2 separate regions of the Homo sapiens genome follow, and region 2 is linked to region 1. A link is an interaction called in ENCODE POLR2A ChIA-PET data of the cell type or tissue named here. Cell type or tissue: HepG2. All regions are shown on one strand. Links, peaks and the distances in the headings refer to the core of each region. The heading gives the core; the rest is flanking DNA. Region 1 overlaps CLK3-AS1 (CLK3 antisense RNA 1). Region 2 has its middle 10 kb from the start of ARID3B.

What was found. Peaks named below come from ENCODE experiments on the same cell type or tissue, not always from the same donor. Only the 100,000 strongest peaks of a DNase experiment are listed, where the experiment ranks them.
Region 2: POLR2A ChIA-PET joins it to region 1 with 5 read pairs; 27 of 35 experiments call an interaction of 5 or more read pairs at or near these places.

The regions. Positions count from the first base shown.
Region 1 is chr15:74,605,447-74,608,254 of GRCh38, forward strand. CLK3-AS1 (CLK3 antisense RNA 1) reads right to left here. Exons shown (of 9, transcript XR_007064715.1): 4 at 2,768-2,808; 5 at 2,453-2,569. Among named protein-coding and RNA genes, the nearest start is that of CLK3-AS1, 8.9 kb to the right of the region's middle. In HepG2, for the core only: no CTCF peak of the experiment used is centred there; no DNase peak of the experiment used is centred there; H3K27me3 peaks cover 878 bases.
Region 2 is chr15:74,529,851-74,532,658 of GRCh38, forward strand. No RefSeq gene overlaps it. Among named protein-coding and RNA genes, the nearest start is that of ARID3B, 10 kb to the right of the region's middle. RefSeq lists a silencer at 1,825-2,025. In HepG2, for the core only: no CTCF peak of the experiment used is centred there; a DNase peak (open chromatin) is centred at 1,451.

The DNA.
Region 1 (2,808 bases), core at 200-2,699:
GGGCTTTCATCCAAGGTGACTATACAAAGGGGAAATGTGGACACGGGCACACACAGAGGGAGACACCACGCGGACATCCTGGAGGAATGTCAAAGCCTGCTGGCAAAGCACCAGAAGCTGGGGACAAGGCCTAGAACAGACCCTCCCTCACAGGCCTCAGGAGGAACCAACCCTGCCGACACCCTGACCTGAACTTCAGCCTTCAGAACCAAGAGACAATGAATGCCTGCCATTGAAGCTACCGTCTTCAGCACTTTGTTATCACAGCCCTAGCAAACTCACAGAGGGTAAGTGGGATCCAGCCCCATGTGGCAGCTCTCTGGCCCCAAAAGGACCCTGACTTCGAGGAGAACTTTCTCCTCAAAGTGACCACACCTGCAGCAGCAGGAACTGTGCAATCATAGTGGCTAATGCTTCATGACTGAATGCCATGTGTTTTCACGTGCTTGTCAAATGTCATCCTCTTAGGCACTCATTCAGGGAGGATAACTGTTATTTTCACTTTTACAGATAAGGCCCAGAGAGGCAGAGGAACTGCCCAAGGTCACACAGCTAGTATATTGTGGAGCCAAGATTTAAACCCACAATCTTAGCCACTAATCTGGGGACAGTGCAGACTACTGAATCCTTGGATGGAAGACAGACTGAGGTAGACACCCAGAGAGGGTTGGGTGGAGGAGCTTGAGGCTGGGGATGGGACTGGAGGTGGAGCATGCCAGAGGCCCTGGGAGCGCTGGGTGCTGAGCCCGTGAACCCCCTGGCCAGCCGGACGTTGATGCAATATGGCTTTGTCCAGACCCTATCCAGCTGCTGCCCCATCTCCAAGAGCCTCGCCCTGCTGGAAGTGCACTGCTAGTCTGGTTCATCAGCCACTCTGCACAGGACCCCTGCCCAGGACCCAGGGTCTGCATTTTAGGCCATCCTTGCTGGATAGGCCCAGAGCCCAGGGTCCCCACCTGCCTGTAGAAGGTGAGTCCTGGGTTGGCCTTCTAGGGGTCCAGGGAGGGAGTAAAAATGGCCTGGACAGTCTCTGAGGGGCTGGAAGGCCCTGCATGTGGGGCCCAAAGTGGCACTGGCTTATGCATCACGTGCAGGTTAAGTGCATCCGGCTCACCTAGCACCTCTTCCTGCTAGGAGACAAATCTGCCGAGGGCCCAGCCCTCTGTCACTCCACTACCTTCTCACTGACATTGCCCACTGCAAGTCCTCAGACTTGACCAAAGAATATAGCCCATCCAGGCGCTGAGGATATATCTTCTGACCCTCAAGGGTCTGGTTTGAGAAATAGACAAAAACAAACAAACAAAAAAAAAAAACAACAAAACAAAAAACTGAGATTTTCCTCTGTACAAATATATAGTGGCAGACTACACTGCAGACTTAAGGAACAGCCCCCTATGAGCACAGTTGTGTACCCATTTGAGATACACTGATTTAGACCAACTCAACCTTTATGAGGCCCAAAGCCAGCTAAGCTTTCTCTCCTTTTCCTTCCATCGAGATCAGCAGATCAGCTTCAGTCAGGTGCCTTGTGGCAGAGCGTGGATCCCACATGGGGTCCTTAGAATACTACTTCCCTATGGCTCCCAGGCACCTCGTTGGTGTCTGTATCTCTCTCTGTGTCTGTGTGTGTGCATATCTGGGGGTGTCTGCAGATGTCTGATGTGTATCCTGGGGGTGTGTGTGTGCATGCATGTCTGTGTGTCTGTCTGTCCATGCACACATACACTTGCCCAGGAGACTAAGGGATGCTGACCAGGAGAAGGCAGCCACCAAGCTGGAGGTGAAGTCAGGTGGACAGGAGCTGGGACATCTAAACCCTAGATCTGGCCCCTGTCCCATGTCCATAGTAACCCCCTCACCCACTCTCCTTCTCAAGTGGATCAGGGGCTATTTACAACACTCCTCCCCTGTCTCTCTGGGTATATGTATGTGCAGTTTCCTCTTGCTGAAATGCCCTTCATTTCCTCTCTCCTCCTGGAAAATGCCTGTCTATCCTTGTGTGAGGGTTCAGAGGCTCAGAAACCCCTTCTCTGGGAGGGACTCTCCTATCTGCCACCCCTTAACCAGCTCCCACTGTGCCTCTTCCCTCATCTGGCACATTAAATTATTACTTGCAAAATAGGCACAGTGGTTCATGCCTGTAGTCTCAGAACTTTGGGAGGCCAAGGTGGGAGAACTGCTTGAGGGTCAGAAGTTCAAGACCACCCTGGGCAATGTAGTGAGACCCCCATCTCTACAAAAAAAAAAAAAAAAAAAAAAACTTAGCCAGGCATGGTGATGCGTGCCTGCAGTCCCAGCTACCTGAGGCAGGAGGATCGCTTGAGTCCAGGAGTTTGAAGCTGCAGTGAGTTATGATTGCACCACTGCACCTCAGTCTGGGTGACAGAGACCCTGATGCAATCAATCAATCGATTATAAATCAATCAATAATAAATAAATAATTGCTTACTCAATTACCGGGTGCCCCCAAACCATAAGCTGTTGAGGACAAGGAGTGATCTGATTTGACATTGCTTCTGCACACAGAAGAGGGCCAGGCATGTAGCAGATGCTCAATAAATGCATGCTGAAAACATGGATGGAGAATGATGGGGCATGATGAGGAAGAGGCAGAAAATGGGAAGGAAGTATAGGATCAAGATGGGGGCATCCTAAGGAGGGGTAAGAGACTAATTGGTTTGTATGGGAAAGACTGGGCAGTGGGGAAGACAATGGGGAGAACGGGGTTGAGGGGGTGGAGAAGAAGGTGGGAGACAGTGCCCACCTGGGGAGGCCAGGTCCCACTCTGCCTCTGGAGTCTCTGCA
Region 2 (2,808 bases), core at 242-2,741, 76 kb before region 1:
ACTACAGGCATCTGCCACTACACCCAGCTAATTTTTGTATTTTTAGTCGAGACAGGGTTTCACCATGTTGGCCAGGCTGGTCTCGAATTCCTGACCTCAAATGATCTGCCAGCCGTGGCCTCCCAAAGTGCTGAGATTACAGGCGTGGGCCACCGCGCCCGGCCTCAAATTTTGTGATTATTCATTTAAATTTTGTAATCAAACATTAGGGTGACGTGTTGGAGCTGATCCCATACTGTAGGTTCAGGAAATACAGTCATTGCAGACATCATCATTAACGTTAAAGCAAGCAACACAGAGGCTTCTCTCTTGGGACTGAGAAGGGAAAGAGGTGTAGGAAACATATACAAATGTAAAAACTATTCTCCTAGTACTTGGCTTCTGGAAGTGAAACTGAAGGACTGTACTGTCCATATTAGGAAATGACTGGCTGCTGGATGACCACAGTGTTAAGCTTTTTGTCCCTTTTTGTGGGGAGAGAGATGAAAGGGAATTGGTCAGGAGGACATCAGATCAGTTAGCTTTATAATCAATCTCTTCTCTTCCAACACAATCTCAGTAGAGTTATAAGCATTAGGAAATCAAACTTTCACTTTAATTAGAGAGATTGAAAATCTGGCTCCATTTTTAAAGGTGAGGGTTCTAAATTGTATTCCTAAATGATGTTAACTATTGTTCCCCGAAATTGCATCAGGGTTAAAAATTTGTGTTGAGGTTGGTTTGAATTAATCTAAATATTCAACATGTGCTCTTGCCATAAAGCAGAAAGCAAAGGCCTGAAGTAGACAAGCTTTTTAACCTTTCTGGCATTTCATAGATTTCACCTTAATAAAATTCTGAAAACTCCCATTATAGTATAATTAGCTTCCTTTATTTTATTTATGTATTTTTTTGAGACACCTGTGTAGGTATCTGTGGACACATTTATGAGAATCGGTTGGCCCTGCAACTCTCCCAGTCAAGCTCACTGCCAGGCTAACTTTGGCTTGTGTACCTTCTCCTCTTAGTTTCACCAATACTTGACAGAGTCTGGCTCAGCACAGCTCTATGGGATGGAGGGCCAGATGGCTCCCAAAGAGCCCTGACCAGAGGCACAGGCCTGTGACCAGGTGTCCTATTCTAGGACAGATGGCTTGAATTGCCTCCTGCTCCCTTTTGCTCTGACAGTCTCTGGGACTACTGAGCGCTGGGGCCACTACAGAAATTGGATGATGCTTTGCAAAGATGGCTTTTAATTAAGTATCAGGGAGAGTGAGACAATCCAATATTTTCAAAGATGAGTCACTCTGGGATTGGCCTTTTTGCTTGCCTTAGAGGTCTAACCTCTTCCATTCACAGGTGAGAGACAGAACAATGTAGTCAAGTCAGTTCATCAGCATGTTGGCAAATCGGAGTCCCAGGCTTGGAGAAGACCTTTGCAGTGAAGGCATGTGGAAAGAGAATGTGGCAAGAGAGCAGCTATCTTCAGGGGAATGTTGGTCTGCCCACTGCCAGGAGGGCTTGTTACTCTGAAAAAGTTTTCAAAGTTTACCTTTGAGCCTCAGTAACTAGGTACTGGCATTTCCCCAGGGTTTAGTGGTTAGTGGAGGCTGACACTTCACATAACCCAGGTCACCAGACACCAAATACCAATTGTCTGACTTAAAATACAAACAGTTCTATGAAAGAGGACACCCAGTAGTCAGCCTGATGGTCGTATCCCCTACCCACAGGAAAACACACTGAAAGCCCACTCAGGCTGCAGATACGTTACTGACGCATCCACCACCACAGCTAGAGAGATACCCTCAGGAATGTGTTGACTTGATATACCTCCTTGCTGGGCCCCCTAGTCACATTCTTTCTTTACACAAGTTAATACCATTTACTCAGCAGAGGCTTTACACATGCTAATAGAGGCTCCTCAGGCTACACCTTCATCTCAGGACAAGTGGAAACCTTAATCATCTGGTTTCATTTTAATTTTCCATGACAGTAAAAGGTACAGTGACTACAGGACAGTCCTTTCCTGCCTTCCTGGGGTAGTTAATCCTAAAAAACCTCTTGTGGGGCAATTCAAGTTGAAAATGTAATCAGTACTTAATTTCAATGGGAAAACATTTTATATGTGCACAGTGTCCCAAAATTAACACCCACTCATGCTAAAACATCAAATCTCATTAAGACAGACACAATTACATTAACAATTACACTGGCTATCATAAACAAAACTAAAGGCATTTTCCCTTCATTAGTTATGATCTCATTAGTTACGAGATTATTATCCCATAATATGGCCATTTACCCGTTGTTTCTTAGCTTTTATGCACTGTACATTTAAGACTAAATTTAGGCCAGGCTCAGTGGCTCACACTTGTAATCCCAGCACTTTGAGATGCCAAGGCAGGTGGATCACTTGAGGTCAGGAGTTCAAGACCACCCTGGCCAACATGGCGAAACCCTATCTCTACTAAAAATACAAAAAAAAAATTGGTCAGGCACGGTAGTTCACGCCTGTAATCCCAGCATTTTGGGAGGCCAAGGAGGGCAGATCCCAAGGTCAGAAGTTCGAGACCAGCCTGGCCAATATGCTGAAACCCCATCTCTACTAAAAATACAAAAAAAAAAAAAAAAAAAAATTAGCTGGGCGTGGTGGCGCCCACCTGTAGTCCCAGCTACTTGGAAGACTGAAGCAGAAGAATCACTTGAACCCGGGAGGCGGAGGTAGCAGTGAGCCGAGATTGTGCCACTGCACTCCAGCCTGGCAGCCTGGGTGACAGAGCGCGACTCCATCTCAAAAAAAAAAAAAAAAGGTCAGGCCTATCCCAG